Linked DNA regions of Mus musculus: region 2 is linked to region 1. Evidence: chromatin loops called from intact Hi-C (ENCODE). Cell type or tissue: heart. All regions are shown on one strand.

The links. Peaks named below come from ENCODE experiments on the same cell type or tissue, not always from the same donor. Only the 100,000 strongest peaks of a DNase experiment are listed, where the experiment ranks them.
Region 2: a loop joins it to region 1, with 3 times the contacts of the local background. A loop is called at or near these places in 5 of 42 quality-filtered maps.

Annotation. Positions count from the first base shown.
Region 1 is chr7:25,128,713-25,136,712 of GRCm38, reverse strand. It overlaps Pou2f2 (POU domain, class 2, transcription factor 2), which reads left to right and starts at 4,253. Exons shown (of 15, transcript NM_001163554.1): 1 at 4,253-4,288. The coding sequence starts at 4,261. In heart, a CTCF peak has its summit at 3,439 (motif pointing left); DNase peaks (open chromatin) are centred at 3,412, 4,212 and 6,972; H3K4me3 peaks cover 1,214 bases; H3K27ac peaks cover 416 bases; H3K27me3 peaks cover 7,330 bases.
Region 2 is chr7:25,405,177-25,413,176 of GRCm38, reverse strand. It overlaps Cxcl17 (chemokine (C-X-C motif) ligand 17), which reads left to right and starts at 291. Exons shown (of 4, transcript NM_153576.2): 1 at 291-475. The coding sequence starts at 397. The region is part of intron 3 of 4732471J01Rik (RIKEN cDNA 4732471J01 gene); the gene reads right to left. In heart, a CTCF peak has its summit at 3,614 (motif pointing right); no DNase peak of the experiment used is centred here.

The DNA of each region.
Region 1 (8,000 bases):
AGGCAGAGGCAGAGGCAGAGGCAGAGGCAGAGGCAGGTGAATCTCTGTGAATTCAAAGCCAGTGAACTCATTTAGTGAGTGAAACCCTGCTCCCCCAACCAGAAAGAAGAGAAAAGAGACCGATTCTTAGAACTGTAGGCTTTAGCAGAGGGGATCCCAGGGTCAAGAAGGCAGAGGGCATCACACCCTGTTGGCTGTCAGGTAACAGGAAAGATTTCAGAGTTTAACAAAGAGGCCCACAGTTGAGTGAATGCTGACTCCTAATCCCTAAAACCCAGGAGCTCTAGGAAGCCCACAGGAGAGAGCAAGCCCTAGAGAGGAGAGACTTGGGTTTGAATCCTCACTCCACTAGCCACATGCTGTGTGACTCAGAGCAGCTGATGTTACCTCTCTGTGCCCTAATTCCTCAGTACAATGAGATAGCAAACTCATATCCTCAGATGGTCATAAAGATTTAGGAATAACACGTTGGCTCAAATAGCCCAAAACAGGCAGGAATGCTCCTGCTGCCACCACCGCTGAATCTTAAGTCAGTAGATAGTCCTTAAAGAATTTGATTTTTCTGTTAGCTTGTTTTTGGAGATAGGGTCACATGTTGCCCAGGCGAATCTTGAACTTATTATGTAGACTCTGAGCCTCTGATCCTTCTGTCTTCACCCTCCAATGCCAGCGTTACAGGTATGTGCTACTGTGCCTAGTTTTGTGAACTGCTGATGTTTGTCCATGTTAGCAAGCGCTCTGTCTGAACAGCATGCCCAGCTCCATGACATGATTGATTTGGGGCTATCGGGGAAGCAGTCCTGAGTGAGCCTCACATCAAAGAGATGAAGAACTGTGTAAACAAGAGGTATGTCTAAGGGGCTGCAAGATGGCTCAGTGGGTAAGAGCAGTGGCTGCTCTTGCAGAGGACTTGGGTTCAGTTCCCAGCGCCCACATGGCAGCTCACAACTGGCTGTGACTCCAATTCGAGGGACTCCAGTGCCCTCTTCTGACCTCTGTGGGCTCCAGGAACACACTTGGTGCATAGACAGACATGGAGACAAAACACGCATACACATAAGAGAAAGTAAACATTTTTACAATTAAAAGAGCTAGGTTTGAGCCCAGATGCCAAGGGAGTGGGCAAGAGATGGCCACATGATACAGACAGCCCAGAGCTGAGGTTGAGTATGGCTGGAAAGAGCCTAGGGTCCTGAGAGCAGCTCCATATCCCTGTGTCTGTGAGTTTGTTTGCCACCTACCCCTAACAATATGCTTTCCTGTTTGTTTAGGCCCCTAAGTCCTTTAATGCCCCAGAGGCTGCCCCTTGACCCGGGCTCTCCTGAAGTCTCTCATGTTTACATCCGGAATGGAGTCTGGATTGAAGATTGCTACTCTTGACTCTTAGGCCCAAGTTCATCTCTCTCAACTCCCAATTCCTTGGCCTGACTCCATTTCATTATCTCCCACCAGGCTAGGGGTCTGAGGGGCCTCTCTGAACACCTGCTAGCCTCAGTCCTACTGATAAGAGCATCGCCTGTGGGGACAGATCTTTTGGGTCCCTGCGCAGACCAAGGATAAGGCCATGGCTAGGTGATGAGATTGTTAATGATAGAAGGAGCTGAGAGAGAGAGAGAGAGAGAGAGAGAGAGAGAGAGAGAGAGGAACCGAGCCATGGAGAGGATCCCCAGGGGTGGCCAGGAGGAAGAGGCCATGGCAGGGGGCCCTGAGGGGTGAAGAATCTCACTCTTCTGTCCCCGGTGGGCTGGCTGCTCCCCCCTACGGCTCCCCAGCGGGCCCCCGGGGGACCTCGCTCTAATAATGTATTTGATCGACTCGCCGGCCGCGTACAAGCGATTATTGTCTTGTCGGGAGTCAAACGTATCGATCCGGCGAGAAATATGAGCGGAGCAATGGGGCCCGCGTGTCAGTTACCGGCCCCGCTGGCCCTGGGGAGCCCCCTGCGTCTCCTTTAATTACCGCTCAGCCTTGAGCCCAGCCTGGCCTCCTCTATGCTGCCTCCCCGCAGGTTCCCTGCACCTCAGTGTGGCCCCCACTGCTCCCCAATGCCTATTCCCTACCTACCCTACTCATTATGAGGGTCCAGACCCCTTCCTTGGCAGGGAAGCCGCTCTCCACACCCTACCTATCCCATTCCAATCTGCCAGTTCCCCTCACCATCTAAGCCATGTGCCCCACACTCTGCCCCTTTGTCTTTCTCCCCTCCTTCAGCATCTCCTGCATAGGCCCAGAGACTCAGACACAGCTTTCAGCACGGAAGGCCATAGGAATAGAATTTATCCTTAGGGAACCATCGAGGCCTTCCCACTCTGGCCTCACTTGAAGATCCAGGAGGGCCTCACTGGAAATGGGTGTCCCTTCTTTTCCTAGATCACCATCTGGGACCCAGCCTGGTGAATGTGTCTCTGGCCTGCACGATGTTGAATTGGTAAAGGGTAGACTATGGGGGAGGGGCCTTGTCTGGGTTGTATCCCTCCATATCGTGCTAAGTACCACCACTCCCTCAAAAGATAAATCCTAAATGAAAATGGAGCTTACTGGGTAAATCAGGCTTCAAGACAAAAACCTGCTACCTTACTGCCCCCAACTTCTGCTGGGAAGACCCTCGTGTATAGAAAATCTGCCGCCAGCCGCTGTGCGGTCGGCAAATGCCCTCTGAAATGGTCTTTCCGATAATGGGATATTATAGAGTGTAGATGCCCAGGAACTGTCCCCTCTGTGTGCAGCTTAAGAGCTGAGTTCGTTCCTGTCAGGACCATCTGCCAGGTCTTGGGGTGTCCACCTGCACAGGGCTGGGGGCAGAGGGCACCCATGTAGTTCTTTGTGTCCTTCATGGCTGTGCACATGGGAGTGTGGGCACATGTAACCTGGCCTGCGTTGGCCATATGTGTAGATGTGCCCTCTGCCCTGTGGGTCTGGGTGAAGTAGTAGAGCATATGTAGCTGATGAAGCTTGGTCTGCGGGGAGGGGTGATATTGGGGCCATGGTAGAGATGTGCACTAGTGAATCTCTGTGTGTGCATTCGTGTGAAATGCTGGAGGGTTGGTCTGAGAAGAAATACTTCAGTGTATGCATGTATGTAGAAGGATGAATCCAGCCGTCTATGTGTGCACGCGTGTGGTTTGGGGGACCCTCCACTTGGGGTGTAAAGTGTCCTGGATGGCCCTAGTGGATAGGAGAACTGTTTAAGAGATGCCAAGGCAGCTCAGCAACTCGGACTCCAGGAAGCTGAGAGGGAGAAGAGGGCAGTTGGCTCGCGCCTGCCTTTGTCTGCGCTACTGTGCGCCCGAGTCCTGCGCCTTTGTGTGACCCTCGCAGGTGTGCGCGCGGGGCGGGGGAGGATGCGGGCCGGGATGGAGCGGAGGGCGGGGCTCCCTCCTCTGAAGCCGGCCCCGCCCTCCTGCCCATTGACTGGACGCTGCCGCCCTCTGGCGGGCTTCAGGAAAACCGCAGGACTGAGAGCGGAGCGGCTCGCTGAAAGCGCTCCACAGGAACCCTGAGGACTCAAGCTCAGCTCCACTGCCCCGGGTGCACGCGTTTGCCCTCTGACAGGCTTCTAGCTGTCTCTGACTTAGGCCTCCACCCCTCGCCCTAACTGCCACTGTGCCACTGCTCATGGGCACTATTGGCCCGGGATGCCTTACCTGTGGCACAGGTTGCAAGCCTTGGTCTGTCCACAGCATCCTGAGCATCCCCTTTTTTTTTTTTTTTTTACTTTGATGCATCTTGGCCCTGGATCCTTGAGAAAGCCACTGCTCCCTTCTCTGATCTTCAGTCTTGTCGTTTGTAAGACGAATCACAAAATACTGTCAAACTATGACACCTGTTACGTGGGAGGTGCAGGGTTAGGCACTGAGAGATCCCTCCTCGAACAAACCTCAAATTGTGTTTGCCATTGTTATTGTATAGCCTCACCTTCTCTCACAGCCCCACACGCCCTGTTCCAGATGTGTTCGCCCCCACCCCTCCGTGCTGCGGGGGCAGAAGGACTGTATAGATACCTCCTAGTGTGGCCCCAGCAAGAGTCAGTTCTTCCAGCGTCCTCGCTTTCCACCCGACTAAGCCCCTACTCAAATACACTCATGATCTGGGGTCGCCTGGGCCGCTGGGGTCGGCCTGTGGGCCAGGGTATTTTCCCTTCCGAAGGGGGCGGACCGGCCCTGTGGTTTCCTCCCGGGGTGACTTCCGGCAGGGAGGGCTGGCCCCCAGAGAGGGCGGGGAGATGACACAGTTGTTCCCCAGCCCTGGCTGGCGGGCAGCATGGTTCATTCCAGCATGGGGGCTCCAGGTAAGAGGCTGATGCCTTCTCATGGGTGGCGAGGACAAATAGCATATTAGGGCCGTTCTGCTGACCACCTCTGCCAACGGTTCCTGCACCTCCTCTTCGGCTGTCCCCCTTGTTTGGGAGGCCCCGTGCTTTAGTAACATCTTTTCCTTCCTTCACCTAGTCCCCCTCCTCAGCTCCTCTTTGATACTGTTTTGCATTAGGCATGGGGTGTGTGTGTGGGGGGGTATACTTCCAGTCTGTCTCCCCACTGAGGGAACAGGAAAAAGGAAGGGTCATGTGGTTTTTTGTTTGTTTGTTTGTTTGTTTTGTTTTGTTTTTTGCTGGACTTCATATGGGGAACTGGTGGGCTGGGCAGCGTGGGCGATTCTTTAGACACAGGGCTGCAACAGGTTTGGAAGACCAAGCAGTTGCGTTTGTGTGGTGCAGGTGTGCATATGTGTGAGTGTGGGTGTGGTGTCCTGCGTCCTGTGCTTATTGCTATTTCTCCTGGGTGTGCAGGGGGGAGGGCTGCTGTGCGTGGCATTCCTGTGTGCCCGTAGCAGTGATTTCTTCTTGATCCACTTCATTTATTCTGCAAAATGGCACTAATCTTATATATCCCTCAGTCTCCTTATCCTGCTCTGACTTTCTCCGTGGCGCATGCATTCTATGTCTTTGAGTTACTACATGCTTGCCTGGGTGAGCTGGATACGGTGCAGGCACCGTATCAGGTGATTTGCGCTTGGGGACTCATTTCGTAGAAGGTATGCATCTCTGCGCAGACTTAGCATACCTCAGCAGAGTACTGGGAAGTGTAAGGTGATAATACCAGTGCTGAGATATTCCAAGGATCAGTACTTCATGACTGCTTTTCTGGAGCTTTGGTCGAGTGTGCGTCGAGCTCCTGGGTGACCGTAGGTGTGAGTGTTGGCTTGGCGTGCATCCGTCCAACATGCATCAGTATGTGGGGGGCATCGCCAAGTCCCTTCAACAACCGCTGGTTACCGGGCCGTTCTATGTTGGATATTGGTGTTGAAGATATATCAGGGCTAGGCAGCTTCAGGTCTGCTTTTCTGGAGTCACGAGTTCAGTGGAAAGGACAATCCTGTGGTGATCAGACCTGGGATTGGAGGGTGGAGGGTGGAGCAGAGATGATAGAGTCCAGAAGTTATCTAGTTCTGTTGTCATGGTAGTAGGGAGGGCTTCCTGGAGGAGTTCTCTGAGCTAGGATATAAAAATGATGGTGGTAGACAGTAGAAAGATGAGGATTGACAGGTATTTATTTACTGAGGTGGCCGTGTGGGTGTACACATATCTACTTGTTCAGTGTACATATGAAGTCCAGACTGCCATCTGCACACATATAGCGGCTTCACTATGGACTCATTTCAAGTGAGAACTTGTAGCCACTGGACAAAGCATTAGACTTTTTACTGGGGATTTCTGTAGGGTGAAAAAAAAAAGAAAAAGTCCTACCCAGGAGAACTGTTATGGGTTTTCACCGTGTAGCATTGGCAAGAATCAATCCATCGTAAGGATGTGATTAATACATCGTGTGGCCTCGGGCAGATCACTCACCGTCTGATCTCAGGCTCTCCACCCTGGAGAGTCTCAGAGGTCTTCGTGGTTACCTCTCAGAATGAACTGACTCTGGACACGGGTGTATGCATATCAGATTGCCTGTGCCTTTGAATATGCGAATGTGTGTGTGTCACTCTGGATATGAGTAAGTGCATGTGTGTATGCATGTATCTGGATGGGGTTGGTTTTTTTATACACCACCCTATGGCATCATCTGAGTGTGTGTCTCCCTATAGGTTGTGTGTGTGTGTGTGTGTGTGTGTGTGTGTGCGCGCGCACATGCAAATGTGAGTGTGGACAAGTCTGTGTGGAGGTCAGAGGTCAACCTCAGGATGTCAGTCCTTGCCTTCTGTCTTGACACACGCTGGTTGGTTGGCCAACTCCCCCTCTTGTCTTGCCATCTTATCTGTTACAGACTCACATCCCTGCATTTTTGAAAATGGATATCTAGGGACTTGAACTCAGACCCTCGTGGTGTTTGGCCATTTCCCCAACCCCTCCATCTATGGGCTTAAGGAATAGCTGCTTAGGGGATAGGATAGACAGCAGAATTGTCAGGTGGAAAACCAGGGTGTTGTAGACCAAGCCTTGAACCTGTGCCACATGCAGGACTTCCAGTGCAGTGTTGGTGGGGGCTTGCCTTGGATGGCATCTACCCTAGACATTCATTTGCTCCAAACAGAGGCTGTGAAGGGCGATGCCCTGGGCATGCACTTAGTCCTCCCTGGGATCTATGCACACCTATGCACAGAGTTTGGCATTGCTGGCTGTAGCTGTGTATACCACTGCTCTTGCTGTGTCCATCACCTGGATCTCCATCCCTCCTCCATCCCTCCGTCCTGATAGCACAGCACTGTTTGGTCCCTTGAGGTTACCTGGGACAGCTGTAGGGTTGGGAGGTGTGAGGTGGCCCTCCTCAGGAGACAAGGGGCAGGGCCAACTGAGTCCACAGAGGTTCCCGGTAGCGCCCAACCCTGCCCATGGGGGCTCCCAGGCCATAAACTCGATGCCGGCTGTGGAGGCAGAGGACCCAGGGGACAGCCCGAGTGGGGCCGGGAGGGTGAGGGGCAGTCCTCCGGTTCTCTATATTTAGCCCCGATTTCGGTAAGTACTAACGAGAAGCTAGACTAAGCCTGCTAAAAACTGGCTGGGGGAAATGCAGAGGAGAAGTGAAAGTAGGGGAGGGAGGGCCAGGGAGTGCAGAGGGACCCAGGGTCCCCGGCCTGGCCCATTTGGGGCAACTGAGGGTGAACTCAGAATTTGGGCAGCCTGGGGTGGATCTGGCTTGAGGTGGTGGAATTTAAGGGACAAGGCCAGAGAACTTGGTACTTTTCCTTGCAAGACGTCACACTTGACCTGGGGTGACAGGGAAGGGCCACCATAAGTAGCCACCCAGCCTTTCCATGTGATTGAGGCTTCGGGAGGCACCAGGGTTTTAGAGCTCCTTGAAATCAATAACCTGGAGGGACTTTTAAAAATCTGAGTGTTCAGGGAAGGGAGTGTGGTTCTGTGGTAGAGCACTTGCTGAGCCTGCACAAAGCCCTGGGTTCTAGCTATAAAACACACACACACACACACACACACACACACACACACACACACACGCACGCACGCACGCACGCACACGCACATGTCCATGCACTAGTACATGTTTTAATAAATCTGGAAGCCCGGGTCACACACTGACAGCAGTGTCTGGGTGGTGGTGGCAACGGCATTTCTGCACAGCTGATGGCTGTGACTCGGGCTGTTTCAGCCCTGGACTGAAGCAGAGACAGAGCCTTCAATGGCTGATGCCCTGAGCCCTGACATCATTTGGCTTACAGTACAGATGGAGCTCTGACCATGTGATACTTCCTTCTTGTTTACTAGTGCTCAGCAGGTTAATACAAGGGGAATGTCACTTTTGAGGCCAGCTTGGTCTACGGAGTGAGTTCCAGGACAGCCAAGGCTACATAGAAAAACCCTGCCTCAACACTCCCTCCCCACCCTCTCTCTCAAAAAACAAAACAAGAAAACCTACAATAACACACAGCTCAAAACAAAACAAAACAAAACAAAACAGGCAGGACTATCGGCCCAGGCCACACTACACCTACCCAGGAGGCAGGGGCCAAGAGATTGCAGGTTCAAGGCTAACCTGGACAAGTTA
Region 2 (8,000 bases), 280 kb before region 1:
GTTTTGCTCTAAACAGCCAAAAGGTACACGGAAATTCAAGTGAGAAAAAAGCTTAGAGAATGAAACCCCCCACAGTGGGGGAGGAGTCAAGCATACATACACACACACACACACACACACACACACACACACACATGCCAAGGTGTCAGTCATTTGTTCCTTTCTCTGGAGTGTGGTTTCTTTTGTTTGGCCAGTTTTACCTCCCACATTCCCGTAAAGACCTGGTCCAATCTGGTACTAAACTGACCAGCACCGCCTTCCTGCTCTTGATTTCCCAAGGGTGTTCTTGTGTAGGATTAAATTGTAGACACTACTCCACCTGAGCAGTTACAAGAAATCAGAAGCCTCTAACTGGTGACAATCCACACAGCCTTTAAGAACCAACAGACAGCCACAATGAAGCTTCTAGCCTCTCCCTTCCTTCTGTTGCTTCCAGTGATGCTCATGTCCATGGTCTTCAGCAGCCCGAACCCAGGTAAATACAATGAAATGATATTCTCTCTTCTCCTTCTCTCCCTCCCTTCCTCTTTATTTTGTCCGTCCTCCTCCCTTCTATTTTTCTCTCCCTTGAGACAGGCTCTTGATATGTAGTCAGGCTGACCGAAAACTTGGACTCTTCCGACCACAGTATCCTGGGTCCCAGTATTATAGGTGTGCCACCATGCCTGGCTCAAGATTAATTTCTACTTCACCAGAACCATGTGCACACCAAAGATTAATTTGATTTTGTGGGGAAGAAATGGGGTAGAAAACATGGCAAACCCAACAACAAGTGCATTAAAATACTCTTTTAGCAACAAGTTGGGGTAATTAAGTTAGTCTTTCTCAGTACCAGAATCCTCATTAGCAAAAAGAAAGGACCCTCTTTATCCCAAAGGACTCTGTAAACTTTAAGGCACATTCCCAACATGTCTGCAACTGTAGCTGGCAGCATACACACAAGTGTACACACAGCCCAGCCAAGATCCACTTCCCAGACCTTCCCAACCTCTCCTGGAAAAGTCACAGATTTTCTCAGGGCTCAACTGGGGGTGGGAGGCTTGTGGTGGAAGGCAAAGAAATGAGGAGTCCTATAACTTTAGAGTATGCCAAGTAAGCTCGTGATGATACAAACCAGGTCAGTCCTATTAGCAGGCAGTAGTCATGCAGACATTTTAGTCATCCCGGGCTTGGTTGAATGGTCTGTCCCTTTTGAAGCAGACTCGGTAGAGGTTCTGAATCTGTTCTAGTCTTCACCACAGCCAGTGTTTCCCAGCTCTTCACAGAGCCACCACACAGAAGCAAGATCATCTCTATCCATGTACCTTTCTCCTGTGGGTGAGGTACTCTGTGGCATACTCAGCATCATGTGATCCTAAATCCAGGATCACCTGCCTCTGGCAATGTCCAACTTCTTTCCTTTGTAGGGAAAGTTCTCTGAGTTCTTCAGTCCTGGGGCCCATAGTGGCCACTCTGGAAGGGAAGGCTTCTCTATCACTATATGGGCACCAGGGCTAGAGTCCTCCCCATGAACTCAAAGCTCTAGTCACAACACACCTTTCCAGTCCACTTTCTTTCATTCACAAAGATGCACTTATGCTCCAACCATACTAGGCTGCTGATCCCCAACAGGTCCTGTGTTTTCAAACCAGCTCAACTTTACTCACACATCTAATTCAAAGGCTAACACCTTTCCACTCCTCTGCTCTCCACGCTGACTATGCACAGCTCAGTCAGGACTCTTTGTACATCATGGTCTGTCTCACACTGGGGGCACCTCTTCTACCTCTCCTGCCCTGCAGACTGTAACCTTAACCACCTTGGGGGTACAAACTGATGCATTGTTCCCATAATCTTCACACTATCCCACATAACAATCAATATTAGCTAAGGGCTCAGGTTTCTAAGTTCAAAATGATTCACTTCTATGACTCATATGCCAAGGTATGATAGTGTTGGTTTTTTCTTGTTGTTGCTAGTGTGTGTGTATGGGGGAGGGGGGTGCCCATGCATGCTAACCAAGCAGTGTGTCACTGAATTACAGCCATGCCTCTATTTTTTGTTTGTTTGTTTTTCTGAGAAAATCTTTGACTTTTCCAGGAGAGGTTGGGAAGGTCTGGGAAGTGGATCTTGGCTGGGCTGTGTGTACACTTGTGTGTATGTTGCCAGCTACACTTGCAGACACACAAGGTCTTTCTGTGTAGCCCTGGCTGTCCTGGAACTTGCTCTGTAGACCAGGTTGGCACTGAATTCAGATGTATCCACCTGCTTCTGCCTCCCGAGTGCTGGGACTGAAGGTGTGCACGGCCACCATGCCCACCTGCCTGCCCCTATTTTGGTTGATGCATGACCTTTATTATTTCCCAGACTTCCCTGAACTTGTGATCTTCTTGCTTCCACCTCCCAAATAGCTGGGATTACAGGACCAAGTTTACTACTTCAGTGTGGTGGTGAACAATGCTTTGCTGTGTGGGCCTCTATCCACTAATCACCAATAGTAAATAAACCTCCAGTTAAGAAAGCTAAAAAATCACTGATAAGTGGATTTTAGCCCAGAAACTTAGGATACCCAAGATATAAGATACAACTTGCCAAACGCATGAAATTCAAGAAGAACGAAGACCAAAGTGTGGACACTTTACCCTTTCTTAGAAATGGGAACAAAACACCCATGGAAGGAGTTACAGAGACAAAATTTGGAGTTGTGATGAAAGGATGGACCATCTAGTGATTGCCATGTGCAGGGATCCATCCCATAATCAGCTTCCAAATGCTGACACCATTGCATACACTAGCAAGATTTTGCTGAAAGGACCCAGATATAGCTCTCTCTTGTGAGACTATGCCGGGGCCTAGCAAACACAGAAGTGGATGATCACAGTCAGCTATTGGATGGGTCACACGGCCCCCAATGGAGGAGCTAGAGAAATTACCCAAGGAGCTAAAGGGAACTGCAACCCTATAGGTGGAACAACAATATGAACTAACCAGTACCCGGGAGCTCTTGTCTTTAGCTGCATATGTATCAAAAGATGGCCTAGTTAGCCATCACTGCAAAGAGAGGCCCATTGGACTTGCAAACTTTATATGCCCCAGTACAGGGGAACACCAGGGCCAAAAAGGGGGAGTGGGGGGGTAGGGGATTGGGGGGGTGGGTATGGGGGACCTTTGGGATAGCATTGAAAATGTAAACGAGAAAAATACCTAATAATAAAAACAAAAAAGAATAAAAAAAAAAAGAAAAAGAAAAAACTTTAAAAAAAAAAAAAGAAAGCTAAAAATGAATGCCAGGGCCAGGAAACAGAAGTTGGTGGGTTGGGGAGCAGGGTGGGGGAAGGGTATAGGGGGCTTTGGGGATAGCATTTGAAATGTAAATGAAGAAAATATCTAATAAAAAATGTCTTTAAAAAAAAAAAAAGAAAGCTAAAAAATATCAGCCAGTCACTGGTCAATGTTCCCTGCAAGGGACCACTCCAAGTTAATAAATACAGCTTGGCCGCAACATTTACACACCACTCCACATTTAGACTCCCCAAATTCTTACACTATGCATTGAAGTCAAGGCTTTGTGCCTCTGCCACTTGCTTTGCAAACTTGCTAAGTTACTTAACTTCTTTGAGCCTCCAGATGGCGCTGTCACAAACAACATGAGCTAGGTGGTGGTCCAGAGCTTTTCTAGCCAACAAGTTTCACAATGTTCACATACATCTGAACCATTTAGTAGCCAGAGGAAATGACCTATACATAATTTCCAAATCAATTCTGAAAATAAAATTTATCTTACAAGCTAGAGTGCTCTGGCTCAGTGGTTGAAAGACCTGACTGCTTTTCCAAAAAGACCTTGGTTTGATTCTCATCACCCATGTCTGTAAGTTCACTTCCAAGGGATCTGACGCCCTCTTATGGTCTCCGTGGGTACTGTATGAATTTGGTGCACTGGTATACAGGCAGGCAAAACACCCATACACATTGTTTTTTAATCTGATCTTACTTTACCTTCTAATCTTAAAAGAGAAGGAAAAAAGAAATACATGAGAATATATAATAATATTATGGATAAATTACTTATAATAATAGATTATTCACTATTTCTAATATATTTATAATAGCTGACATGTATTAGTAAATCCTGTGCTGCAGGCACTGTTTTCAGTGTTATAATGAATATAGTTACCTCATTTTGTCCTCACAAATATCTAATGTAATGGGAGTTAAAGATAGTTCTGCAGTTAAGAGCACTGGCTGCTCTTGCATAGGACCTGGGTTCAGTTCACAGCAGATGTATTTGGCAGCTCATAACTGCCTGTAACTCCAACTCCAGGGAATTTTAAGATTTATTTACTATATATACAGTGTTCTGCCTACACACCAGAAAAGGGCACCAGATCTTACTACAGATGGTTGTGAGCCACCACGTAGGTGCTGGGAATTGAACTCAGGACCTCCAGAAGAGTAACCAGTGCTCTTAACCTTTGAGTGAGCTCTCTAACCCATAAATAAATATTTTTAACCTAGTGTATTTTGTTTTTCTTTAAGATTTATGTATGTATGTATGTATGTATTTAATGTATATGAGTACAACATTGATCTCTTCATACACACCAGAAGAGGGCATCTGACCTTATTACAGATGGTTGTGAGCCACCATGTGGTTGCTGGAAATTGAACTCAGGACCTCTGGAAGAGTAGTCAGTGCTCTTAACCATTGAGCCACCTCTCCAGCTCCGTATTTTGTTATTTTTAACTTTTAATTTTTCATGTTTTTAAAACATTATGAAGAGTTTCATTATTGCTTTCACATATTTTTTCAAATAACTTTTTCCGTTTTTTGTTTGTTTGTTTGTTTGTTTGTTTACTTATTGGGAGTCCATGGTGCATGAAGTGTATAGGTCAGAGGTCAACTTTTAGGAGTTGGTTCTTGCCTTCTATCATGTGGGTCTTGGAGTTGAATCTAGGGAGTCAGACCTGGCTAGTAGGCACCTCTAACCACTGAGCAATATCATAACCCTCATTTACATTTTACCACAATACCATGATCAAAACTGGGATTTTTTTTTTAATTAGAAAAAGAGTTGCCATGTGGTAGTGGCCCACAACTTCAATCCCAGTGCTCAGGAGGCAAAGGCATGTAGATCTGCGAGTTCAAGACCAGCCTGGTCTACAGAGCTAGTTCTAGGACAGCCAGAGCTACACAGAGAAACCTTGTCTTTGGGAGGAAAAAAAAAAGAGAGAGAGAAGTTGGTGGCAAGATAAAAACCAGGTAAAAACCTTTGTTTTGCCAAGACTGGCACCTGATTTTGATTCTCAGGGCCACATTGTGGAAGGAGAACAAACTTCTGAAAGTTGTCCTCTGACCTCTACATATGCACTATCACACACACTGAATAAATAAATAATAAAATTGTAAATTAAAAAGCAATGAAAACCACAGCAGGAGAGATAGCTCAGTGGTTTTTGTTTTATTTGGGGTTTTTTTGTTGTTGTTGTTTTGGTTTGGTTTTTGGTTTTTATTTTTTGGTTTTTTCGAGACAGGGTTTCTCTGTGTAGCCCTGGCTGACCTGGAACTCACTTTGTAGACCAGGCTGGTCTCAAACTCAGAAATCCGCCTGCCTCTGCCTCCCAAGTGCTGGGATTAAAGGCGTGGGCCACCATGCCCGGCTCGAGATAGCTCAGTTAACGTTAAGAGCATTGGCTGTTCTTCCAGAAAACCCAGGGCTCAATTCCCAGCATCTACATGGCTCACAACTCTGTATAACTCCAGTCCCAGAGGATCTGACTCCTTCTGGCCTTTGTGGACACTGCATGCTTATGCTACACAGACACACATGGAGCCAATATACTACTCACATCAAAATAAAAATAAATCTTTAAAAACAGGAGGGGCTGGAGAGATGGCTCAATGGTTAAAATCACTGGCTGTTCTTTCGAGGGCCTGGGTTCAAATCCCAGGTGGCTTTCAAATGTCTATAACTCTAGTTCCAGGAGATCTGATGCCTTCTCTGGCCTCTTCAGTCACCAGACACACCAGTGGTGCACAGATGTGCATGCAAGTGAGACACTCATACTTGCAAAATGAAAATGTAAAGAACCAGGAAATTGTCATGAACACTTCTGTAGCTGAGTTCCAGACTATCCTGAACTACGAGAGCAGGCCTCAAAGCAAAAATATTGTTGTTGTTGTTGTTGATGATGATGAAGTCTGCTGTACTTTCAAATTAAAGTTACAATGTCTACATTTCTAAATGTAACCATCTAGAATTTTAAAACTTCTATATATAGGGATTCAACTAAATCATTTACAAGATTTCTCTGGCTTTAATATTTATAGATTTACACCGAAATAAGAAATAAAGGCCACACAGGAGAAAAATGCTAGGAAAATATTTTGAAGGCAAGGGCTGTCCCCATCTAAATTATTTTAGTAGCACTCAGAACAGCACATGAGAACACTGGAAACCAGTACCGGGGAAATGATGCAATGCCACCCGTCTGTGTGGCAAAATGGGCATGTCTGGGAAACAGGAGGCCTGAACCTCTGAGGAGTCGGCCATCCATCCACCTACTGAATAAACACTTACTCAGTGCCTACCGTGGCCAGGAGCTCTTAGCTCCATCAGTACTGAAGCTAGCGAGGGAGGTAGGTTTTGTTTACGGTTGCTAGGAGTGTCATAACAAAATACCACAGTTGGGAGGCTTCAAGGACAAAATTGATTTTTCTCACATTTCTGAAGGTCTGGGTCTCTTCTAAGGCCTCTCTCTCTCTGCCAGACAAATGGCTGCCATCTTAGTTGGGATTGGTATGGTGCGCACTGGTGGCCGGATGGCTTAGAACAGCAGGAACTTATTTCCCATCGTTCCAAAAGTAGGACTTCTAAGATCACGGTTTCGGCAGGACTGAATTCAAGTAAGAGTCATCTTCCAGAGTGCAGACAATCAGTTCTCATACACTGGAGACTAAAAGTTCTCAGAGGTCCCTTTCCACAAGGACATTAATCTCATTCATGGGAGTTCCACTTTCATGACCTAACTGCCCCACAAAGCTCCCACTTCCTCACACTGTCATATTAGGGATTAGGATGCAGCAGGAAGGCTTGTTTTTAAAAGACTCATCTGTTGTTATTTTATGTATATGATTTCTTTGTCTAAATGTATGTATATGCACATGAGAAGTCAGAAAAGAGTCAGGTGCCCTGGAATCGGAGTTACAGTAGGTTATGAACTGCTATGAACTCAGGACCTCTACAAGAGCAGTAAGTGCTCTTAACTGCTGCTCTGTCTTCTCAGCCACAACACAGAGGGTGTTTGTTTGCTTGATTGGTTGGTTGGTTTTTCGAGACAGGGTTTCTCTGTGTAGTCCTGGCTGACCTGGAACTCACTTTGTAGACCAGGCTGGCCTCAACCTCAGAATCTGCCTGCCTCTGCCTCCCAAGTGCTGGGATTAAAGGTGTGCACCACCACTGCCCAGCAACACAGAGGTTTTAAGAGGACATACTCCTTTAGCATCTTGTTGTATCATCAGTCACGTGACTGTTCTTTTGTGTGTACATATCTTTAAGGTCCTTTTTTTTTTTGTATGTTCAAATCTAATTTCCTTTTTTTGTTGCTTTTTTTTTTTTTTTTTGTCTTTGTTTTTCGAGACAGGGTTTCTCTGTGTAGCCCTGGCTGTCCTGGAACTCACTCTGTAGACCAGGCTGGCCTCGAACTCAGAAATCCGCCTGCCTCAGCCTCCCAAGTGCTGGGATTAAAGGCGTGCGCCACCACACCTGGCTCAAATCTAATTTTCTTATTGGAGAACATCACAAAAGCCTCATTTTGGCTTAATTACTATTCTCAGAACCCTATTCTCCAAATACGCCCATCCTGAGGTAGTGGAGGTTAGATCTTCAGTACATTAAGGTGGGAGGATAGAGTTCAGTACACAACAGATTTCAAGTCGTTAATTGTACAAGAATAATTCAAGCATAGTTAGTACCCATCTGTAATCCCAGCAATGGGGAGTCAGTGTTAGAGAAATTGCTGGA